Regions from separate parts of the Homo sapiens genome. Here region 1 is linked to region 2. A link is a loop called in an ENCODE intact Hi-C map of the cell type or tissue named here. Cell type or tissue: dorsolateral prefrontal cortex. All regions are shown on one strand. Each heading gives the region's core, and the rest is flanking DNA. Links, peaks and the distances in the headings are about the cores only. Region 1 overlaps ASCC1 (activating signal cointegrator 1 complex subunit 1). Region 2 overlaps SPOCK2 (SPARC (osteonectin), cwcv and kazal like domains proteoglycan 2).

The links. Peaks named below come from ENCODE experiments on the same cell type or tissue, not always from the same donor. Only the 100,000 strongest peaks of a DNase experiment are listed, where the experiment ranks them.
Region 1: a loop joins it to region 2, with 2.1 times the contacts of the local background. A loop is called at or near these places in 5 of 110 quality-filtered maps.

Annotation. Positions count from the first base shown.
Region 1 is chr10:72,121,495-72,129,494 of GRCh38, forward strand. ASCC1 (activating signal cointegrator 1 complex subunit 1) reads right to left here. Exons shown (of 10, transcript NM_001198800.3): 9 at 6,588-6,673. Among named protein-coding and RNA genes, the nearest start is that of SPOCK2, 37 kb to the left of the region's middle. In dorsolateral prefrontal cortex, for the core only: CTCF peaks have their summits at 4,915 (motif pointing right) and 5,115; no DNase peak of the experiment used is centred there; H3K27ac peaks cover 3,921 bases.
Region 2 is chr10:72,048,129-72,065,050 of GRCh38, forward strand. SPOCK2 (SPARC (osteonectin), cwcv and kazal like domains proteoglycan 2) reads right to left here. Exons shown (of 11, transcript NM_001244950.2): 9 at 16,050-16,112; 10 at 14,897-15,034; 11 at 10,906-14,777. The coding sequence ends at 14,632. Among named protein-coding and RNA genes, the nearest start is that of SPOCK2, 32 kb to the right of the region's middle. In dorsolateral prefrontal cortex, for the core only: no CTCF peak of the experiment used is centred there; no DNase peak of the experiment used is centred there; H3K27ac peaks cover 454 bases.

The DNA of each region.
Region 1 (8,000 bases), core at 1-8,000, 70 kb after region 2:
TGTCCCAGCATAGATGGGTTCTTAAAAAAAAAAAAAAGAAAAGTAAATAAAGGGATGAAGAAAGATATACCATTCTAACACTAACTGAAAGAAAGTTGAGTAGCTATATTAATTTCAGATGGAGCAAACTTCAGAGCAAGGAAAGTTATTATGAATAAAGAGGAGCAATACATAATGATAAAAAGATCAACTGTCCAAGAAGACCTAACAATCCTTAACACATATGTGCCTAAAAACAGTGTCAAAATACATGAGGCAAAAGTTGACAGAAGCAAGAAGAAACAATGAACTCACTATTATAGTTGGAGACTTTAACTAACCCCATGTATCAGAAATGGACAGATCCAGAAGGCATAAAATCAGTGAGGATATAGTAGAACTCAACAGCACTACCAACTGACTGGATATAATTGACATCTATAGAATATTTTATCCAACAACAGCAGATTACATGTTCTTCTCAGGCTCACAGGAAACACTGACTAAAACAGATCACATTCTGGGCCATAAAATACGCTGTAATAAATTTAAAAGAATAGAATCATACAGTGTCTGCTCTCAGGCCACAATGAAATTAAACTTGAAAGTGATAACAAAGATAGCAGGAAAATCCCAAAATAGGTGGAAATTAAACCACACACTTCAGCCAGGCGCAGCGGCTCACGCCTGTAATCCCAACACTTTGGGATGCCAAGGTGGGCGGATCACAACATCAGGAGTTCAAGACCATCCTGGCCAACATGGTGAAACCCCATCTCTACTGAAAATACAAAAAGTAGCTGGGTGTGGTGGCACATGCTTGTAGTCCCAGCTACGTGGGAGGCTGAGGCATGAGAATTGCTTGAACCTGCAGGGGCGGAGGTTGCAGTGAGCCAAAATCGTGCCACTGCACTCCAGCCTGGGCAACAGAACCAGACGCAGTCTCAAAAAAAAAAAAAAAAACCCACACACTTCTAACCAACACACACTTCTAACCAACAAAAAGACCTTAGCTACCACACCCTTAGCTGGGTGTGGTAGCTCACTCCTATAATCCCAACATTTTGTGAGGCTGAGTGCTTGAGCCCAGGAGTTAGAGAACAGCCTGGATAACAAAGTGAAACCCCATCTTTACAAAACAATTTAAAATAAAAATTAGCCAGGCATGACAGTGCATGCCTGTAGTCTCAGCTACTTGGGAGGCTGAGGTGAAAGGATTACTTGAGTCCATGAGTTCGAGGCTGCGATGAGCTATGATTGTGCCACTGCACTCCAGCCTGGGTGACAGAGCGATGAGGCCCTATACCTAAAGAAATTAAAAATTAACTTTTAAAAAAGAAACTTCAAGAGAGATTTAAAATATTTTAAGGTAAATGAAAATGAAGATACAACTTATCAAAATTTGTAGGATACATCAAAAGCAGTGCTCAGAGGGAAATTTATAGTATTTAGTGCATGTTAGAAAAGAAAAATGATATAAAATCAATAATCTAAGCTTCTTCCTTAGGCAACTAGAAAAGTAAGAACAAATTAAATCCAAATTAAGCAGAATGAAAGAAATAATTTAAAAAATCAGAGCAGAGGCTGGGCGCGGTGGCTAATGCCTGTAATCCCAGCACTTTGGGAGGCCGAGGCAGGCAGATCACAAGGTCAGGAGATCGAGACCATCCTGGCCAACATGGTGAAACCCCGACTCTACTAAAAATACAAAAAAAATTAGCCAGGCATGGTGGCGTGTGCCTGTAGTCCCAGCTGCTGGGGAGGCTGAGGCAGGAGAATGGCATGAACCCGGGAGGTGGAGCTTGCAGTGAGCCGGGATCGTGCCACTGCACTCCAGCCTGGGCGGCAGAGCAAGACTCCGTCTCAAAAAAAAAAAAAAAAATGAGAGCAGAAATGAAAATAACTGAAAAGAGGAACTCAATAGAGAAAATCAGGAGTGAATCCTAATGTAAACGGCGGACCATGGGTGATGATGTGTCAATGTGGCCTATCGATTTTAAAGATGTACCAATGTGGTATCAGATGCCAATAGTGGGGGAGGCTGTGCGTGTGCAGGGATGGGGGCATTTGGGAACACTGTACTTTCTGCTCAATTTTGCTGTGAACCTGAAACTGCTCTAAAAAATAAAGTTTATTAAATTTTTTAAAAAGTGACCGCATAGTTCTAAATCTCACCCCCCTTCTCTGTCCTCTAGAAAAAAAAAATTGAATTTATCTTTTCAACACTCTTCTAATACTTCAAAACAAAATATTCATTCAAAACAAGTCTCTCCCCTGAGAGTGTTTAAGAAGTTAATTGTGCTTTCGTTCCCTTAGGACAGACTGACTAAAGAGTCTCCCGGGAGGAGCATGGGAGGCAGGCTCCACTCTTTGACCTTGGTAGTAGTCACATTGTTCATTTTATGACTATTTGTTAAACATTAAATGTACGTCTCATGTACATATATAAATATACACATATATATTTCAGCAAAAAAGAATAAACAGTATTTTTAAAAGCTTCCTTCATAAAAATGTCTCTAAGTAAAGCAAACTAAATAAAGATCTCATTGAAATTTATTCATTATAATTGCCCTTTTAAAGGCTCTGAAGAACAGAGATGGGACAAAACCAAAACTGAATGAAATACTTGGGTGGCTCATTCACATCTTTCAAGAAAAGTCTCAATGTGGCTAGAGATTTAAAACATATTTTCAGGGGAAAGTATTTAAAATTAATACAGTTAGTTTAGTACTGCCAGTCTCTTCTTTCTCTAAATTAAAAGATTCTTATATATAAAATAGAAAAGGTACAAATTCATCTCCCTTTTACATGGCTTATATTTTCCAGGATTTCTAAGTGTCTAAAGAAATGGCACTTTTACACTATCCTCTGACTTTAGACCTATAGTACTTTCCATTCTTTCCCAAATATATCACTGTGCCTTTATTTGTACCATATCACCTTCTCTGATGAGTACAACCTAGGGCTCTAATGCCTCCTCTTCACTCTGCAGTCAGAAGCTATGCTTTTGAACAGTTAACATTGTACCCCTGGTTCAATCTGCTGAGAGCACAATCTTGGAATACTGATTCTATTGCTTAAGACCCCAAACAGACTGTCATTACCTCTCTCCCCAGAAGCTGGCAATTAATGACCATTTTACTTCTAGCTAGTGAGGGAGCATTTACTTCCAGGCAGTGTGTCTTTAGGTCAGCATGATTTCTCCAATTATAAATTTATCACTGCCTATGGCTAAACAAACAACATCTTTTTTTTTTTTTTTTTTTTTGCTATCTCTTAGATTAGAAATGGATACTCTCTGAGGGGACACCATCCCATTAATTTGGCCTAGGTCTTCTTCACTCATGCATCCTCCTTTTGGAGCTATCTGGCACTTTTCCATAAAAAACCACCATAACCAAATATGTTTGTTCTTTTTCAGGTTTGAATAACACAGGAGAATGATTCTAGTTGTCAGTTCTTAATTCAAAGTCTTTCTTAGGGCAAGACTTTCTTATTTTTAACTAGGAATAACCAGACACTAGTATATTACAGCTGCAACAACTCTCAAAAAAGCTGTACAAAAGAAAAATGTGGCTTCCATCTGCAACAGTCATTAAAGATTTCTTTTTTCTTACTAAGGCTCCCAGAACACATATTATACCAAGCCAAAAGAACCAATTTTCTTCATGGAGTAGAATAGCAATTGGCTGTTACTCATTAAATTCTTACAGCAATGAGCAATGACTTTCTTTCTTGTTTTGTTTCTCTTTGAATAGTAGATGAAGTTGATTTTTTTTTTCTAAGGCTGCCTCCCATCACCAGCATTCCTGATCCTTGGCCTATGCAGCTGTTAATATGCTGCACACGTATGCCTGGGCTCCTTAACAACCAATACAGTTAACCTTTCTGTTTACTCCAAGTCAGTTCCTATCTTGTTAGTGAAATTGATTTTTTTTCTTTCTAAGCATAATAATTTCATATCATACAAAAACTATATATATGAAGTTCACTGGTTTTCTAAATCCTGTTTTTATTTTAAGGGCTTCAGGAGCCATGGATTCTCATGTTTTAATTGAGAAAGACGTGTCCATTCATGGTAATGCCAAAAGGTGGGTGGACTATGGCTACTTCACAAGCATATTTAACTGCCTCTGTGTTGGGGGTGGGAGGTAACTGTTGGAGCCCACATTTACTTTTATTTTAAAAAAGAAGCTAATTCTCTTGATTGAACATAGGTGAAAGATTATTTTTCTGGAACTAGTGATTAAGGAGTAAAATATTAAATACTATACTAAAGGATACGTCATCATAACTATCTGTGGTCAAAGGCACTTGTCCATAACTCACCCCATGGTTTTTATATTCTAATTGTCTATTAACTATCTGTACCCCTCACGGACTGGAAGCTCCTAGAAGGCAGGGATTGTATCATAATGACTGTTTCATCTTTAAGGCACATAGTCTGGCAGATGGTATATAGTCAATAAGTATTTCTGTTAGTGTTGATATTATATTCGATACAAAAATCTAATTATTAACTAGCTACGGTTTTAGACTAATTGGCACACTCACTGCCCCACCATTAATGAAACAAGCTTTAATTGGCCATTATCCCAGATCAGGCAGATATGCCCAACTTCAAATATCTAATGGTCTCTACCTAAACACTGGGCATCTTTACGGGAGGCAGCAGAAAATAATGCTCAATTTGTGAGTTTTGAGTCTTTCTTTTCTGATTCAGATTCTGCTACTAACTAGCGGTACCTCTGGCAAGTCACTTTACCTTAGTAGATTTCATGTCAGAGATTAAAGTGGGGAATTGGACTAAATGGTCTCCAAGAACCTAGCTAGGTCCAGCTCTAAAAGTGATTGGGCTTGAATTAATAAGGGTATTACTGATATAGCAAGTCCTTGTCAACACCAGAGGGAGCTACATTCATATCATCACTGGGGTGGTTCAGAAGATTTCAGGGAAAAGCAGTTAAATTGAAAACTTACTTTCCAGAATGAGAGAAATTCTATAGCAAGGTAAGAGCTCCACACTGCTCATACGGCCACCCAACAGGCTCTCTGCCATCACCCCACTCTTACAGATGTCAAAGCACCTCACACCTGACTTGTACCAACACACAAGGCTTCAGTTTTAATTCCATGAAAACCCAGTTGGCTTTGAGCCATTCCTAAAGATTTCTTTCCCCATTCAGTCTATTTTCTTTCTTAACCAAATTAACAACAACAAAAAGCAAAGTAATTCATTGTGATACTGGAAAATCCCCAAAGAAGGGAGATAAAGGAGGAGAAAGATTCATATCACACCGAAGCTGTAGCCTGGAAAAAACAGTAAAGTTAACTACAACTGAATTCATTAGCAGCCTGCCACTCAAACCCAAAGCTACCTCAAAAACAAGAAAACTACTCAAAAAGAGAAAACATATCAAGGAAAGGAAGGACTCAGCATAGCTCTGCAATGCAGGTGCGGGAATGCCTGAGACGATGGCTGACACTGCCCTATTGGGCTCCATGGTAAGCAGTCACAGCTGCTGAAGAGTGATGTCATTAATTAAAGCAATGGGGTCACATTAGGCATTTGGCAAAAAAACTGTAAAGAGACAACATAAGGGAATGGAGGGTGGAATAGGGAAGAAAAAGTAAAAGCATTTCTAAAGCTAAAGCCTATTCTGACGTTATCATATACTCCCTCCTCCACCTCAGCAAAACACCCATAGCCTTGAAAATGACCTAAACCCTTACAGAGCAAGTGAAAAGAAGAAATGAAAACCTCTCCATTAGTATCAACTTATGTTTCTCTTTGTCCAGAGGAACAATGGCATGCTAACCTGATGGAGAAGGCATAAATCATGAATATTACAGAAGGGTAGTCTGTTAGAGAAAGACAAATGTAATCCTGAAGAACCCCTTTACTTACATTTCATAGATTAATTCAACACTCAGAAAGGCAAAGCTTCAATGGTCAAAAATGGACCATCTACTTTTTAGGACATAGGCTGTTCCTGAGTAAAAATGGCTTATAAAGCCACTGCAGAGATTGACTTTGTGGGTAAAGAGAAAAATCTACTAAAACAAGACAAATAATTATTTTCCACTTAAAAAAAATGCAAGCTCAAACCTCATAAGTACAGAGTAAAACTTAGGTTGAAATCAACTTATTTCTATGAATCCAAGTGGTTGGAATACCTAAGGGTTTCTTTTTTTTTTTTTTTCCTAAGTGTTTCTTATATCACCAATTTCAGGCAGGGTGCAGAGGCTCACACCTGTTATTCCAGCACTTTGGGAGACAGAGGTGGCAGGACCACTTGAGCCCAGGAGGTCAAGGCTCCAGTGAGCAGTGTTTGCACCACTGCACTCCAGCGTGAGCAACAGAGCGAGACACTGTCTCAGATAAACAAATAAACAAACAAACCACCAATTTCAAATACTCTAGAAGTGCCAAAGCCTTAAGAGGACCAGCTACTTTTCCTCTCTTTCCCTTTAGATAATTAAAAAAAAAAAGTATGAGAAAAAGTATGAAGAAGTATGAAGAAATATACGGAGAACTACTTGTTTTCCTGCCTTATTTAGGACATGTGCCAAAGGATTTCCAATTCACTCTGCTTCATACTGACCTTTAAAATATTTCGGCCATCAAATGATTCTCTTTCCTTGAAGATATATTTGCCTTCCGCTGTGTAGAGATTGTACCTGCCTTCAGCTGTAAATATTCCAAAGATAATGTTAGAAGCTTAGATTGATTGGTTGTTTTCTCTTGGATTTCTATAGGTACATAGGTACGACTAGCAAAATTTTCATGAACTACCTGGAAAGTGGCATAATGAAGAGGAAAAATGTCAGGCTATGAATCAAGAGACCTGGCTTCTAGTCTCAGTTCTGTCAACAATTCATTCAGTATACATTTATTCATTCATCTATTCATTCGACATTCTCCAGGCACTCACTATATATTCCTAACTATGCAACTAGCTACATTATTAGGCAAATTATGTCTCCATTGTGGACCTTAGTTCCTCATTGACAAAGTGAGAGGCAGGACTAAGTGATCTTCAAAGGTTCCTTATGTTCTATAGATCCAAGAAAAGTGGCATATAATTTTAAATATGTAAAAATACATAAGAGTTCACACATTAGCTAGTCAAAACTCATGCTCTGGGTTGATTTAAGGGCTTCCCCCAGAGGAAAAAGAGCCCTTCAGTTGCAATCAAAGGTATCCTTACAGATATTCTACACAGGAATGCAGCAAATCTATGACCTTAGCCTAAACCAAGCTGTGCTCTAGCTTCTTAAGTTAATTTGGGTTGCATATCTCAAAAGACATCCTTAAAGGTTGGCAAGGAAAAGAATATCAAAAGAGAGGGAAACAGGAAAGAAAAAAAATGTAACATCATTTCATGTCCTTCTCAAGTAAAAATTCAATACAGGAGAGTCCAGAGTACAAAAAATTCAAAGCATCCTCAAGAATTAACTCAGAATATTTTCTGAAATATTAATCATTTCCTACCCACTGACAGACCTTCAAAAATACTTATTTCCACATTTAAGTACGTTATTTTACTTTTATAAGTAAGGAGGGTACTAGGCCAGAATTGATGAAATACATCTAGAGTTTTAAAAACTCCATGAACATAATACATAATACATTTCAGCTAGCCCACTGGAGTTGCACATGGGTAACTATGGAACTATGTCTCTAATGAGAAGGATGCTCTTAATCAAAGATCCCAACCCCGTGCATATTTCACAACTTAAAATTAAGAGAAAGAGAATGTGTGAAGTTGCAAAAGAACAACAAATAAATTGATACCAAATAAATATCAAAAAGTGGAAACAACACAAATGTCCACCAATTGATGAAAGGATACATAAAATGTGGCATATCCATACAATGGAATATTATTCAGCCATAAAGAAATGAAGCACCAGGCATGGTGGCTCACGTCTGTAATCCCAACACTTTGGGAGGCTGAAGCAGAAGGACCACTTGATCCCAGGAGTCTGAAACCAACCTGGGCAATATAGTGAGA
Region 2 (16,922 bases), core at 3,656-11,655:
TCCCAGGTTCAAGCGACTCTCCTGCCTCAGCCTCCCGAGTAGCTGGGATTACAGGCGCATGCCACCATGCCCGGCTAATTTTTGAATTTTTAGCAGAGATGGGGTTTCACCATGTTAGCCATGGCTGATCTCAAACTCCTGACCTCAAGTGATCTGCCCACCTCGGCCCTCAAAGTGCCGGGATTACAAGCGTCAGCCACCGCACCCAGCCATGTGTCAATTTTCTTAAGTTAATTGATTGATTCATAATCAAGAAAAGTCTTCAAATGGTTATTGTTGGCTGTTCCTTTCTTTTCCCTGTAGTATTCTTTTGCTGTTTTTGAACTTGTTTTGTCTGCCAAGGGAGCAGGTATCTTTAGTGGACAAGGGGTACCAGTCATAAAAGATTAAGAGACAATTATGGAAGAGTAAATGTTAAATAGAATGAATTTTGGTCATTAGCCTAATCCCAGACCTCCCCCGATCCCATCCACTCCCTGACTTGAAAAACCTCCGTTGGATTTCCCTGGCCACCTCCTGGGCCTGGTTGCCAGAGGCGTTTTCTGACGCAATGCCTAGCACGCCCTCTGGTGGCTACTGGCAGAAGTGCATAGGTCCGTGCTGTCTTTCTGAGCTCACAGAAGCCAAGTTTTAGAGCTTCCACTAGAGGTCACAAACTGGTTGCTCTACAGGCTGAATGCGACCTATAGATGTGCTATCTATAAAGCATGAATATAGGGACCAGGTTCTTAATATGTTACCAGCATTTAAAAATCTAGATATTTTACGTACAAATCCAGATTTCTGGCTTCTTTGGAAAGCCAAGTCTGACAATGACAGGCAGAGACCCGCACTCTCCAGTTACCCGTCTGGCCTCTGTGGTTTATGTTCAGTTTCTCCAGCACACAATCCCTGTAGTGGGCGGAATAATAAGTCCCAAATATTTGTGTCCGCCAGGAACCTTGGAATGTGACCTTATTTTAGAAATAAGATCTTTACAGATGTAATTAGTAAATCACCTGAAGATAAAATCATACTGGATTTGGGGTGGGCCCTAAATCCAACAATTTATGTCTCTATAGGAAGAGGGAGAATACCAGCTGGGTGCAGTGGCTCACATCTGTTATCCCAATGCTTTGGGAGGCCGAGGAAGGAGGATTGCTTGAGGCCAGGAGTTTGGGATGAGCTTGGGCAGCATAGCAAGACCCAGTCTCTACAGAAATTTTTAAAAATTAACCAGGCTTGGTGGCTCACACCTGTAGTCCTAGCTGCTCAGGAGGTTGAGGCAGGAGGGTCACTTGAGCCCAGGAATTTGAGGTTACAGTGAGCTATGATCATACCGCTGCACTCCAGCCTGGGCCACAGAATGAGACCCTGTCTCAAAAAAAAAAAAAAAAAAAAGAAGAAGAAAGAAAAAGAAGAAGAAGGAGGACAAGAAGAAGGATAAGGAGAAAGAGGAGAAGAAGAAGAATGAGGAAGACGAGGAAGATAGACAGGCACAGAGGAGAAGGCCATATGGAAATGGAGACAGCCTAGAGTGAGGCATCTGCAGGTCCAGGAATGCAAGGATGGCTGGCAAACACAGAAGCTGGGGACAGGCCTGGCACAGATCCTCCCCAAGAACTTCAAGAAGGAGCCAACCCCACTGACACCTTGAGTTTGAACTTTTGGCTGCCAGAACTGTGGAAGAATAAATTTGTGTTGTTTTAAACCACCCAGTGTATGGTCATTTCTCATGACAGCCCTAGAAAACCAACATGCAATCCCCAGGAAACCCTTGCCCTTCTACAACATCCCGCAAACAGGCCTCTGCTCTAAAGCCTCAAGGGAGGGAGAGCTCACATCTCCCAGCTGAGTGATGGACTAATCATTGGAAAGTTCTTTCTGCTAAACCGGTACACAACACAAACAACACAAAATCAGGCTAGAGTCTATAAAAAGTGGGGGGAAGTGTACCTGGAAAACACTGAAAAAAAGTGGGTTGAAACAAGATCATAAAAAGAAAGAAACCCTGCTGGTAGTGGGATCAGGGAGGGCTTCATGGAAGAGGTGGCACCTGAACTGGGCTTCAAGGATGGCTATGACAAGACAAGCAGAAACTGGTGGGAGTGCAAGGCATATTCCAGGCGATAGAGCAGTGAAAGACCCAGAGGAGGAACGTGTGGGTCATGCACAGTAACATTCATCCATCCCTTCCTTGAATATTTCTTCACCAAGCAGTGAGCAATGAGCTTAGTTGGATGAAGTTATGTGGCCAAGTGGGGTCAGTAGGTTGAAATGAAACAGCAGAGTCTAAATCTTTACAAAATCCTGGGTCCCCAAGCATGCTAAATAAAGAATTTGACATTTACACACCTCCCCAGGGGTTTTCCTTCAAGCTATTTCACTCACCTCTTGTATAGAGAGGGCTGTTGGTTTTGTGTCTTTCCAGGGTCCCTTCCCCTGGTAATAGACCCATGCCCTGGAGGCAAGCATGGGCACATGACTGGCCCAGACCTGGCCAATCACTGCATTCCATCCACCTGGCAACAGTAACGGATCCAATCAGGGTCCTTCCCTGGGATTAATATGCAGATTTCGGGTGCAACCAGCTCTCTCTGTCTGCTGGGGCAGTCTTGTTCCCTGCTACATGGAGACAGCCCATCAGGAGTCAGACAGAATGAGGCCAACAGGTGAAAAGAAACAGTAAAGCAAAGACGGTCAGCATGGAGGAGCCCTGGGGTGCTGAACTCACAGTTGCCATCCCCAAAGACCTGGTTCCTCAAATTCTTCCTTCAATTCCAAGACTTGCTGCAGGATCCCCATCTTCTGTGAGAGCCAATACATTATTTCTCTGTCTAAGCCAGTCAGAGTTAGGTAGGTGTCTGTCACTTGCAACCAAAGGCTCTTGGCTGGTACAGTCCTGTTTCTAAAACCCTGCCCCTGCTGACCAAGCAACCAGTGAAAGCAAAGGGAGACGGTGCCCATCCTGGCAGCAGCCCTCTCTCCGGTTCAGACAGGTCACTCCAGGGCACTTTCTGATGGGTGCTTAGTGCTGAAAAGGGTGACGCTGAAAAAGCACAGGGATGTGAATTGAAGTCAATTATGAATAGGGTAAGAGAAGATAACAAATCAGACTCTCTCCAAAGGACACACATGCCCACCCTCAGTCATTCCTTTGGATTACAGTTCTCTTTGAAATATAAGCTGGGACAAAAGTTCAAGAGGCAGAAAGTAGGCCAATTTGCCAAAATACCAAAATACCTTAGATGCAGCCACCAAATTTACTGGTGCAAATTTTGTAAATCAAAATTACTAAAAACTTGTTTTTTTAACTAAATATAACATTTTCAGAAATTCATGTAAAGTGTTGACATTTTGGTTTCCAACAAGAAGCAGCTGGGATATGTTGGCTTGGAAAAAATTTACAGAAAGATTCTAAAGGGAAAAGTAAAATTGTTTAAAGTAACTGAAGAGAAATGAATCTCCAACGGTGAGAAAAAGTACTAAGAGTGCTCTTAGATGTTTTATTTTATTTTATTTTTTATTTATTTATTTTTTGTGACAGGGTCTTGCTCTGTCACCCAGGCTGTAGTGCAGTGGCACAATCTCGGCTCACTGCAACCTCCACCTCCAGGGTTCAAGCAATTATCTTGCCTCAGCCTCCCAAGTAGTAGGGACTACAGGCCCATGCCACCACTCCCAGCTAATTTTTTGTATATTTTTGGTAGAGATGGGGTTTCACCACGTTGGCCAGGCTGGTAGATGTTTTAGACATGGATGATATTCAAATGACAAGTAGAGAAGGTAGCCTAAGGGTGATGTCAGGGCTGAATTGGGTCAAGATCATTCATTCATGCATTCATTTCAATGTATGTCCTGGTTACCCACGAGGCCCAGGCCTCAAGGATACAGATGTGACAAGACATGCCAAAGAACTTGGCAGGAAGCGCTTCAGGGAGTCAAGAAGATGCAACCCAGTTCTATATCCTTATAGATATATCGTATATCTAGCCCAGGGCAGGGTAGAGGCCTGTGCAAGGCCATCAAGGAGCAGAGGCAGCCTAGTTCTCTCTGCCTGCGGAGGTCAGGGAAGTCATGACATTTGAGCTGGGTTAATTTTTTTTTTTTTTTTTGAGACGGAATCTTACTCTGTCACCCAAGCTGGAGTGCAGTGGCGCTATCTCAGTCCACTGCAGCCTCTGCCTCCTGGGTCCAAGCGATTCTCCTGCCTCAGCCTCCTGAGTAGCTGGGATTACAGGCACCTGCCACCATGCCAGGCTAATGTTCTTGTATTTTTAGTAGAGATGGGGTTTCGCCATGTTGCCCAGGCTGGTATTGAATCAAGCGATCCACCTGCCTCAGCCTCCCAAAGTGTTGGGATTACAGGCATGAGCCACCACACCAGGCCAGTTTTATTTTTTTTTTAAGAGAAAGGGTTCCCTATGTTGCCTAGGCTGGTCTTGAACTCCTGGGCTCAAGTGATCCTCCTGCCTCAGCCTCCCAAGTAGCTGAGACTACAGACATGCACCACTGCACCTGGCTTGGCCTGGGTTTTGAAGGATGTGTAGGAAAGTAAAGAAAGGAGTGGTGAACATTTTCAGGCAGTGGGGGCAGCCCTAAGCAAAAGATTGTAAGGCACAGAGGGTAGAGGGAAAAGGGAGGACAATGAGGCTGATGACAAGGGTGAGGACCAATTCTCCAGGCTTTCAAAAGGTGAAGGAACTTGACTTTCACCCTGTGGGTAGTAGGGAGTCATTGAGGGTTTTATGTAGAGGAAAGACCCCACCTCACCCATCTCCATGGTAGTTATGACAAAAGTGGACGAGGAGCGCTAGAAAGGAAGGAGCTAGAAGCCCAGTTTGCCAGCTGCTGCAACTGTCCAAGTGACAGGTGATCAGGGCTAAGCTGGGGAATGCACTCATTCAGCAGGTATTGATGAATCTGTACCCAACTAGAAGGCAGACTTTAGCCTGGACAGTTCAGCCCCAACTATTTCTCCAGTCTTCATTTGAATCCTTTCCTGCCTCCCAGCCATAGCACGCACAAGGTCTGCAGCACCCTCTGCACACGGTGTGCACCCAGCAGACCACCACCATTCCCAGCCCTCCCTACTGTCACACAGGCCCCGTCACCCCTTCACAAAGAGTTTGCAACCCTTGGGAAAGCACCTTCCTGCCCCGAGAAAAATCACACTGAGACACGTGTTCTTGTGTCTTTTTTATTGGACTGTGGGCTTCCTAAGGCAGGCCGGGCACTATTTCCCTCTGTATCCTCTTTTGCACCACCTAACTCAATTTCTCCAAGCCTGATAAGCAAAGAGCCTTGCATACAGCAAGGGTGCAATAAACCCAGCCAAGTGGACATCCCATCTCCAAGGGTCAAGGCCGGATGGTGTAGCTCTAAGGAAGGGGCAGACCAAATGAGCTTTGACATCTCTGGGATTTGATGATCCCAGGATTCTGAATCCAAGAATCTGGGGTTGAACGGGCTCCTTGGAGCCCAGTGTGTGAGCAGAGGGAGAGGACAAGGAACAAAACCAAAGAGATCCAAGTTCAGTGGAGTCCCAAGCCTGCTGGGAACAATGCTGGAGAAGGGGTGCAGGGAGAGAAAGGTAGGAGCCCACGTCTCCCTAGCTGCCCTCTAACTGCTGCAGGATAGGCCGTCACCTGCCCATCAGCAGCTCAGCAAGTGAACAGGCCCTCTCAGCCCTGGCCCAGGGGTCTTGCGTCTCCTGATGGGGGCCCCTCCAGGGTGATCCTGGGGGTCCTGGGGCAACTTCATGTTGAACAGCTGGGCGTTGCCAGGCCCCAGGCTGGCCCTCCAGGACAAGGGGAGTGTTGGAGGACCTGGCTGGAGCTAGCTGCCTGGCAGAGTCAGGGAGGAGGCTGGGGCTGCGGAGGAGGAGAGGTTGCCCCACTGAGCGCAGCCTCTGTTGGTGTCACTGACTGTGATATCGTGATATAAGAAGAAATATGTATTTGGTCTTTGCCCTCAGTTCCTGACCCAGAGCCCAAAACCTTTGTAATTTCCTGAGTGATAGGAACTTCTGACACAGAGCTCTGAAATCCCTTGGAATTTCTGGAGTGATAGGAGCATCTTTTGTTCCAATGAGGTGACTCCTGGGGGGCTCCTGGATACCCTCAGGATAAGGACTGGCTGCCAGGGGAACCAACTACCCCCAACCGCTGGGGAAGGGAGAGGGGCCAAAGGTTGAGGCGATCACCAGTGGCCAGTGATTTCATCAGTCATGCCTACATAATGAAGCCTCCATAGAAACCCAAAAAGACAGGGTTTGGAGAGCTTCCTGACAGCTGAACACATGGAGGTTCCTGGAGGGTGGTGCCCATGGAGGGCATGGAGGCTCCACGTCCCTTCCCACCCACCTCACCCTATGCATCTCTTCCATCGGGCTGTTCATCTGTGTCCTCTGAAATATCCTTCACCATAAATGGGTAAAGGTGTCTCCCTCAGTTCTGCAAGGCTCTAGCAAATTAACTGAACCTGAGGAGGGAGTATGAGAACCCTGATCTGTAGCCCATAGGTCAGAAGCACAGGTCAGAACCTGGGGCTGGTGACGGGCATCTGAGGTGGGGGCAGACTTGTGGGACTGAGCCCTTTTTAAAATTGCTAAATTCATTTTAATTTTTTTTAGACAGGGTCCCACTCTCTTGCCCAGGCTGGAGTGCAGTGGTATAATTATGGCTCACTGCAGCCTTGACCTCCCAGGCTCAAGCAATCCTCCAGCCTCAGCCTCCCAAGTAACTGGGACTGTAGGTGCATGCCACCTCATCTGACTAATTGTTTTGCTTTTTTGTAGAGATTGGGTCTTACTCTGTTGCCCAGACTGGTCTCAAATTCCTGGCCTCAAGACATCCTCCCATTTTGGCCTCCCAGTTCGCCACTGTGCCTGGTGGGACTGAGCCCTGACCTGCACGATGTGTCACTCTCTCCAGGCAGTGTAGGAATTGAATTGAATGTGGGACAGCTAAGTGGTGTCCCCTGGAGAACAACTTGGTGTGTAGAGAAAAATCCCCACACATTTTGGTGACCAAAGGGGAAGTATTGTGTGTTGACAGAGTGAGAGTAGAAGAGAAAAAAATAGTTTCGCTTTTTTTCCCCCTCAGATAGACTATAAAGGAGATTGAGGCCAGGCACGGTGGCTCATGCCTGTAATCCCAGCACTTTGGGAGGCCAAGGCGGGTGGATCACTTGAGGTCAGGAATTCTAGACCAGCCTGGACAACATAGTGAAACCCCATCTATACTAAAAATACAAAAAAAAATTAGCTGGGTATTGTGGTGTGCACCTATAATCCCAGCTACTTGGGAGGCTGAAGCAGGAGAATCGCTTGAACCCGGGAGGCGGAGGTTGCAGTGAGCTGAGATCACGCCATTGCACTCCAGCCTGGGCGACAGAGTGAGACTCTGTCTCAAGAACAAATAAATAAATAAATAAAATTAAAATAAGGAGATTGAGAGGAGATAGTGCAGGGAGGGGCCTCCTTCCCCACCAGCGCCAGGGAAGCAAATATTCCTGGGAGACTTGGAAGGCATCCACCCTCCCCTCTACTGGCATGGCTGGAATCAGAAGAGGATGGGCAGCGGGAGCAGGAGCTTGACCTCAAGGGTCAGCCCAGCTTTCTCTAGAGGCTGACCCATCCCACAGGGGTGCATCAAGGATGCCCACCCTTCCAGAGAAACAGTGGCAGAGTCACACCAAATGTGCAATGTGAGAGAGAGAGAGAGAGAGAGAGAAAGCAAGACAATCCCGAACCTAACAAGACATTTTCTGGACTCGTACCTGTGCATGTTTTTTGTTTTTTTGTTTGTTTGTTTGTTTGCCTGTGCACGTTTTCACAGACTCACAACACTGGACAACTGAGTCCAATCCCCTCATCTTACAGATGGGGAAACTGAGGCCCATGGAGAGGTGCTGACCCAAGTTCAGAAGCAGGTCCTGGAAGAATCTCCATGTCTTACCTTCTTCTGTACTTCCCCAGTACCCACGCTCCCATCCACATTCAACCATGACTTACTGATGAAAACACAGGATTTTCCACCTTGGGCATTATCTCAGTGCGGGAGGCATGCCAGGAGTGGCTACAGCCCTGGGCAGCTGAACTTGCAGTGAGCCAGGCCTGGAGCAACACCAAGGCTCCACCACACACCCCTGCCTGAGCCAAGGTCAGCCCTGGGAAACAGAGTCTTCTCATCCATAAATGGGTCTGAGTGGCTGGTGATCCCTGCCTCGTGGAGTTGCTGAGGGGATTCAACAGCAGACGCAGCCTGGACTGGCTCACGCTTGTGATCCCAGCACTTTGGGAGGCTGAGCCCAGGAGTTCGAGACCAGCCTGGGCAACATAGCAAGACCCCCATCTCTACAAAAAGTTTAACAATTAGCTGGGCATGGTAGCACACACCTGTAGTTCCAGCTACTAGGGAGGCTGAGGTGGGAGGATTACTTGTGCCCAGAAGTCTGAGGTTACTGTGAGCTATGATCTCACCACTGCACTCCAGCCTAGGTAACAGAGTGAGAAACCTTCTCTGAATAATAATAATAATAATAATAATAATAATAATAATAATAATGTAAAGGACATAGGGCATTGAAGGGAACATAGAAATGTTTGTTTTTTCCTCTCCTCTCCCTCACCTATTTTGCTCAAAATATAAAAAGTTCTGGTTTTTGTTTGTTTTTGGTCAAATACACCCCCTCACCTCTCTGAGCTCTCCACAAAGGTGGCGGGTGGGAGGGAAATGCTGCCTGTAGGACTCTGTGTGCAGTCTGGGTTTTTTCTTTCAGATTTGTTCCCAGGACCCAGTTATTCACCGGAGAGAAGTCAATACATAGACCCTGTTCCCAGGAGGCTAAATGCTGAGGGAAAGCAAGGTGCCAGGATGCGGTGGGCACATGGGGAGGCCTGGTTGAGGACGGTGCTGTGCCCAGGGAGGGGGTGGGCAGGGGGTTCCCACGCATCTGGGCTCCAGCAATGGTTTCCCGAACGGCCGCAGCCACGTCTGTACTGCAGGTTGACACCTGGGCCTGTCCCCGGCAATGCTCTGTTTGCTGTTGGGCCAAGGAACCCTGGGAACCCAGGTTGACAGGACATGGTGACAATGGAAGGATTGTTCCAGAAGCCGGGGCCCTGGCTGGCCTCTGGCTTCCCGTCACCTGAGCAAATGTCAATCCGCCAGGTACAAAAGCCAACATTTCCCTGACGGTTGAAGACGCTCATTCAGAAGGCCTCCCCCTCAGCAGGCTGCAGGCTCCTCCTAGCCACTCCGAATCCGAAACCGCTGTTCTCATCACCATCCCTTTCATCCTACATGCTGGGAGCAGCCCCTTGGCAAACCCCATCGCTCCTCACGCCACCTTCCAGAAAGCTCCTGAGCCTCCAAGTCTGAGCTTGCTGGTGGCATTGAGACACAATGAATGGCAGAAAAGCTCCCTTCCTAAGGAGTCGTTCCAGCCAGACGGGCAGAGCGTGCCCTGGCTGCAGGCTGGCACCGGGGGCTTTCGCTGTTTGGAAAGCACGGGGGCTGGTTACCACAGGTGATCCATCCAGCAGATCCTGGCCCAAGGCCACAGTTAGCAAGCTCCAGGGCTAGAGATTAGAGCTCCTGTGCCCAGATTCCATCCCCCTCCACACCGCAAACAATTTGTTAAAAGACACGTCTAGTGAGGGGTTGGCAAGGCCCAAGAGAAGAAAAGTCACAGAATAATGACGACAGTCCCCCAGCTCAGATAATCCCAGAAATAAAAGTAAGACATTTAGGTATTCTTCTGCCACACTGGCCAGGCGTGGTGGCTCATGCTTGTAATCCCAGGACTTTGGGAGGCCAAGGTGGGCAGATCAGCCTGGCCAACAGAGTGAAACCCTGTCTCTACTAAAAATACAGAAATTAGCCGGGTATGGTGGCACACACCTGTAGTCCCAGCTACTTGGGCAGCTGAGGCAGGAGAATCGCTTGAAGTGGGGAGACGGAGGTTGCAGTGAGCCGAGACTGCACCACTGCATTCCAGCCTGAGCAACAGAGCAAGACTGTCTCAAAAAAAATAATAAAAAATAAAAATACATAAAAAAATAGAATCATGGGCCGGGCATGGTGGCTCACGCCTGTAATCCCAGCACTTTGGGAGGCCAGCACGGGAGGATCACTAGAGGTCAGGAGTTCGAGACCAGCCTGGCCAACATGGTGAAACCCCGTCTCTACTTAAAATACAAAATTAGTCAGGCATGGTGGCGGGTGCCTGTAGTCCCAGCTACTTGGGAGACTGAGGCAGGATAATCACTTGAACCTGGGAGGTGGGGTGGCAGTGAGCCAAAATCGTGCCACTGCACTCCAGCCTGGGCGACAAAGCGAGACTCTGTCTCAAAAAAAAATTTAAAAATTAGAATCATAATGCTAACAAGCATGTAAGGGCCCGATACATACTCCACTAGCGGCGCTGTCTCAACTGGTTTTACCTTTCTCACAAGCCGTTTGCTAAGAGGTGGTTGAAGTCTTTGAAAAGCTCATACCCTGGATGAAAATGCTCTGGAGTTGGATTGTGGTGACGGCTGTATGACACTGCGAACGTACTAAATGCCACTGAATTGTACTGTACTGTATTTTTATCTTTTAAGAGATAGTCTCCCTCTGTTGCCCAGGCTGGAATGCAGTGGCACGACCATAGCTCACTGCAGCCTCAACCTCCTAGGCTCAAGCAATCCTTAGCCTCACCCACTGCCCCTCCTTCTCAGCCTAATTTTTTTGTTTTGATAGATACGGGGTCTCACTATGTTGCCTAGGCCAGTCTCAAACTCCTGGGCTCAAGGGATTGTCCTGCCTCAGCCTCCCAAAGTGCTGGGATTATAGGTGTGAGCCACCACGCTCAGCCATAAATGCTGTTTTCGTGAAAAATAATACCAAGGGTAAGAATAATCAGAGTATTGCCAGCAGATGGTGTTTATAAAGTTTTTATTTTCCATTTTCTTAAAAATAACATTTGATTTCCTTTATGCATGTGTGGAGTGTACTTGTTTCCTTAGGCTGAGTAATAGGCAGATAAAGACGACACGAGGCAGGGTCCCCAAGTGGAGGCGGGGCGGGACGTGAGAGGATGGGGGCGCAGGGGAAAGGCAGGGCTGGATGACTCACGGGACTCTTGAGTGCCCATCAACGCACACGCACACAGTCTAACACTTTGTTTTTCAATTTTTTAAAAGACATCTAAAATTACTGAGAGATACAATTTCAGCAGTTAAATCTACAGACGGAAATCCAAGCACTTGAACACAATTCCTAACTCTAAGCTCAGTTATTGCACATCACACAGTTTAAGCAGGCTTCAGGCTGGAAAGCAGTTTGCTCTGCTGGGAACTTCCTCGGGATGTCTGGGTCTCCTTCTGTGGTGTCTCTCCCCTGGGACTGCCGCCAGCCCGCAGCCTCTCGACGACCCCAGGTATCAAAGCTCAGCCATTTGTTCTCCCCAGGGGCTGAGGGCTCGGGCTTTGGTGAAGCAGAGGGTCCCCGTGTTGATGCCAACGGACCCCACCCCCTCCAAAGTGAAGTTGGAAGCAGGTGAAGCTCATGGAAGGCTGAAGGCAGGCGGGCTGGAGTGAAGGGGGGTGACCACCCCCCACGTGTGGGACAACAGGGGGCAGTCAAGATGCCGCCACCCACCACCCCTCCCTTCCAAGCTCCCAGGCCATGCTTCCTTCTCCATCACCCTTGGACCCTCTCTGAGTGGTCTCTCAAGGCACATTTATTTTCTCTGCTGCAACCTACCAGATCTGACATCCACCTCCCCCAGCACCCATGGGCCAAGGAGGCCTGGGGCAGCCAAGGGGAGTTCCAGGACCAAGCAAGCAAGAAACCGTTCTTTGAACACATGGTTAAGCTTCTTCCAGCATGGCCCTAATTCCCCTACCTGCCTAAGCCAGGGGAGTGGGGGCAGGAAGGAGCGAGGCATCGAGGAGAGGGCACTGGAGGGGCTGGGTGGCAGGCCCCTTGGTCAAGGTCACAAATCAAGGAGCTGAGGAAGGACCGATCTGCAACCTTGCTCATGAGGAAACCTTAACCTTGTCTAACAAAAAGCCACTTTGAGGCCGCCCTTCAGCTCCACAGGGAGCTGCTGTTTTGTCTACCTTTTGAGGGGACCAGTCTCAGTAGGGCGAAAGGCAGTGTGGGGGCTTCGGAAACAGGCAAGGCTGGACCCCTGCAATCCTACCAGAGGCTAGTTCAGTCCCTTTTGCTTTCTTCCTAAAACATATTTACAAGGACACACAAACGTGCACAGCCAGAAGACCCAGAGACAGAGAGAGCACGTGTCCCAGGAGCGGAGGGTGACATCAAGAGGACAGGGGACACCCTTCCTCTGAACTCCTTCCTTCCCCAGGCCCCCCAGCATCCTTAACAACCCCCACCCCCACCCCGAGGAGGAAAGTTCCAGAACTCCAGCTGGGACAAATGGAAGAGATAGGTAGACTCCAATCCTAGCAAGAGCAGAAGTTTCAAGTAGCTCCGAGTCAGAGGCGCGGCTGCCTCAGAGAGCAGAGGGCTGATGTGGAACAGCATTTCCCTGAACTGAGCCGGGGCTGGAGTGGGGAGGTGAAGGACAGAGAGAGGACAGGAGAAAGAGGGGACTGGGGGACCTGGAACGACGCGACACCTCAACAATCAGAACTGGGCTGCGGAATGGGAAGCAGTTTATGGAGTTAAGTGGGGCTCTGCTATTTCCCCCAAGAAGGACTCGGAAGATGTTGATTCCAGGGCAGAGTGAGGGGCAGACAGGATGAGGCTCTTCTGTAAAGTCCAACAGACGCTCACAGATGCTGGGAGGCTGGGGACTGCCAGGTTGGGAGCCTCACCCAGAGAGCCTCACTGCATTGACCCCACACCCACCACTCACCCAGCACACAGGGGGCCTCTCCTCACGCTCCCAGGCCACCAGGATGGCCCCCAGGTTCACACACAGGCACACGCACACACGCTGCACTCACCACGCACTGAAGGGCATCACAGCCCCAAGTCTGGGTAAGAAATTCTCCACCAAAGGTGTTAAGGAATTTGCTTTGCTGAGGAGAACTGGATGGGTGGGGGAAAACAGCAACAAACAAACAAAAGAAATGCACAGGGCCTCTTCTCATCTGGTGAGATGAGCTCACACTGCTCAGGGGATGTTGGGGAACAGCGAGGTGTGAGGTGTGGCCTCAGAGCCCGGCTGCACCTGTCCTGTTCCCTCTGACTTCTCACTTTTCCACATTGCAGGCTTCAAAACAGAGCTTGGGGAAGCCCCTCTGCGGGGCAGCCCTAGGGAATCCTCAGAGGGGCCAGAAGGAAGCCCTGGGGGCTGAGGGAAGTGGGGCTGGACATGGCCTGTGGGTGGCTCTCCCCTGGCAGGAGGAAGATCATGGTCTCAGAGTGCGGAAAGGCTGCAGCTTTCGGCAGCTGCTTCTCTCCGGGGTCTCAGGGACAGCTCTCTCTGTTGGTCTGGGCAGGACAGGAGTGTTAAGGGTCAGGGAGGAGGTGGGCACACACCCCCTTAGCCTAGACCCAGGCTCCTTGCCTGCTGCTCCTGGCCCTCAGGCGCCCTCAAGTGGATGAGGGGACCCCAGCAAGGGGGATGGAGGCAGGAGTTGCACCAAGGGGGAGCCAGGCAGAGGTCAACTGTGTAACCACCACCCAGTGTCCCCAAGAGAGCAGCCCAGATCATGGCTCCACCACGAGACCCAGAGAAAAGGGACAGGCTATTCCAGGGTCTAGGATTCAGAGCTGCCCCATCTCAACACCTAAAAGCTCCCCCAGGCTCTGCAGCCACAGCCTCCTCCTGCTGAGCCGACCCCCTCTCCTCACCCTGTTCTACCTGCACCACCTGGGCCACCTGGGACAGACCTCAGACAGCTTGGCGAGGCACCCTGTCCCTGGCCTCTCAGCTGCTGCCCTCCTCCTCTGCCGCCACCACCTTCATTCTCCGCCTTGGGTTAGGAGAGCTTCTCTAGTGTTTGGGGATCCGGCAAAGGGACAGGGCTTGCTGTGGCTGGGCGTCCTGGCCCGTCTCATCTGAGGCTGGTGGGGATGTCACACCACATCGGCCCAGTTTTGGGAGGACCTCAGCTGGTAGACAGCTCCCTGCCCCTCCCTCCCCTTTGCAATGGGGACAGGCTCGCAGGCCAGAGCTTGACCTCAGAAGCAAGAGGGAGAAGGGCAGACAGGGGTCGGTTGAGCCAGGGTAGAAACCAAGGGGAGCCAGGGTAGAAACCAAGGGGTCAGGGCTGGGCTGGAGGACACGGCTGGGGGATCTCATTTCATGGATTTTGACCTGTCAATTTGTATTTGTGTGTGAATGTATTTTAAAACCAACAACAAAAGGAAAGAAAACAGCTACAAGGAGGCCGAAGGGGCCTTTGGGTGACTCACTCTGCCAGGAGCAGTGTGGATCAAGGACACATTTGTCAGCGCATGCCACACACACACACACATACACACATGCATGCACACATGCACTCACACTGTCACCCGTCCCAGCCATCTGTGCCACACACATGCCATGCACACTCACACTCCCAGTCCCCCCAGGTGGAGCAGGGTCCTTCTGACTGCATTTCTGGATCCGTTCTCGAAGTTGCCTGCTGCTGCTCAGAGCTCTGCTGTTGAGTCCCCCCCGGCAGCCGGCTCCTGAGGGCGTCTACCAGATGTAGCCCCCGTCGTCAGCCTCGCCTGCCTCGCCCTCCTCCTCCTCGGCCTCCTCGCCTGCTTCCTCCGTCTCCTTCTCCTCCTCATCCTCCCAGCCGACACCGCTTCCAAAGTCCCCCGAGAAGCCCACGATGTCATCTGTGAGGGGATCAAGCCAACAGGGGGTGAGGGAGCTTCTGGCACGCACCCCCCAGCATCCCACGACAAGGGCCCCCAGGCCTGGGCCCCCAGCAGGCCCTGAGCTGCCCAGCCCGTACCGCAGTCGGGGCTCCCATGCGTGCGCGTGCCAGTCAGCTCCAGGCCCAGCTGGTCCACACACCAGCAGTCACCGCTGCTCTGGTCACACTGCATCTTCCGGTAGTAGCCATCCTCGTCGCAGCTCGGGATGAAGATGCCTGAATGAGACAGTGCCAGGCAGGGTCAGAGCAGGGGCCCAGGCTGTGGGCCCCTCAGAGAGGTGACCTCAGGTCCTCATGCATGAGCAGAAGTCTATACACCCCCAGAGCCCAGCCAGACCGGGTGCTGACCCCCCAACAGGCCCAGATGCTGAGAGCTGGACACCAGCCAGCAATTCTTTCGGCTCTACTCGCTGGAGATGAGGAAACCCGCTTCCTTGAACCACTGCTCAGGCCCCTGTGCTAGCTCCCAGCCGCCCCATCAGTTTCCCTGACTCCATGGCCCAAGTCTTCTAGGACAGCCAGTCTGACTTCACCAGGTTTGACACTCTCCATCCTCCCACAGTTCCGCCGGCCTGGCTGTCCCCTGCTAGGAAGGCCCAGCCTTCTCCTCCCAGCCACTCTGAGTCCGACCTGCCTCCGGGGCCCACTTGCTTTCCTGCAGGCTCCCCAGCTGAAGCTCCCAGGCGCCTGTGTACAGGTCACACTGCTAGTTCTGTCTTTTTAGTGTGTCCATTTGTGTGTTGTGTGTTTCCGGACTGGCCCGAGCTAAAGGGTTATGAGGCCAGGGAGTGCATCCTTCTTGCCATCCGCTCAGAGTTGGGCTGGGTCTATTGCTGTTGTATCTCTGGGGCCGGCCCCCAGGTGTTTATGGAGCATGTGAGTGAGTGTCACTCAGGGAGTGGCCTCACTAAAACATTAGTCACACCCTTGCTGAAGGAAACTGAACTCAGTGGAGGGTTCCAGGATCCTTCTGTATCCCAAACTCTAGCTCCAGCATGGATGGGCATAAAATTAGTGCCTAAAACACACTTTTCCCGGGGCAGATTGGGAGTCCCTGCCCCACCACAAGGATAGACACAGGAAGGGGGCAACCCTCTTCTGTCTTCCTAGGCCAGGGCCTCCTCTGGGCTCCATGTCTGCCATGAGGCCCAAGGCTGGAGGCCCTGGGTCTCAGACAAACCCAGGAAGCCGTCCCCACCTCCTCCTCTGAGAGCCTGGTCTGGCCCCTCACCTGGCTTCTTCTTGGCGGCCTCCTGGATCTGGATGCGCTCCAGCTCTGCCAGGCAGGGGGGCTCTGTGGGGAGAGAAGCAGCCTCTGATGGGACTGTCCCCTGGTGCTGGGGGGATGCACTGAGCCCTTCAAGGCTTAGAGACCCAGGCAGGGGCTCTGCAAGATGAAAACACCCCGTTTCTGACACGGGGTCACCCCACAGCAGGGGTGGGAAGTACAAGGGTTCTATGGCACGAAAACGCTCACTCTCTATTTAGGGGAGCTCATTCCACAGCTGTGGATGACCTGAGGTCCCCAAGAAGTCCTAGGGACCCATGAGAGGAGTAACAGGATTCAGAAGAGGAGGTGGGGTGAACACACAGACACCCAAGTATGAGAGAGCCCAGGGGAACGTAATGCTAGAGGGAATGTTAGAGAGAACTCCCAGGCCTGAAAATACAGCCACGCGCTACACAACAACACTTCAGTCAACAATGGACGGTGGCCCCATAAGATTACAACACTATTTTTACTGTACCTTTTCTATGCTTAGTTATGTTTATTTTTTTATTTTTTATTTATTTATTTTTTTGAGACGGAGTCTTGCTCTGTCACCCAGGCTGGAGTGCATTGGCGCGATCTCGGCTCACTGCAAGCTCTGCCTCCCGGGTTCACGCCATTCTCCTGCCTCAGCCTCCCGAGCAGCTGGGACTACAGGCGCCCGCCACCACGCCTGGCTAATTTTTTGTATTTTTAGTAGAGACGGGGTTTCACCCTGTTAGCCAGGATGGTCTTGATCTCCTGACCTCATAATCTGCCCGCCTCAGCCCCGCAAAGTGCTGGGATTACAGGCATGAGCCACCGCGCCCAGCCTTATTTTATTTTTTGAGATAA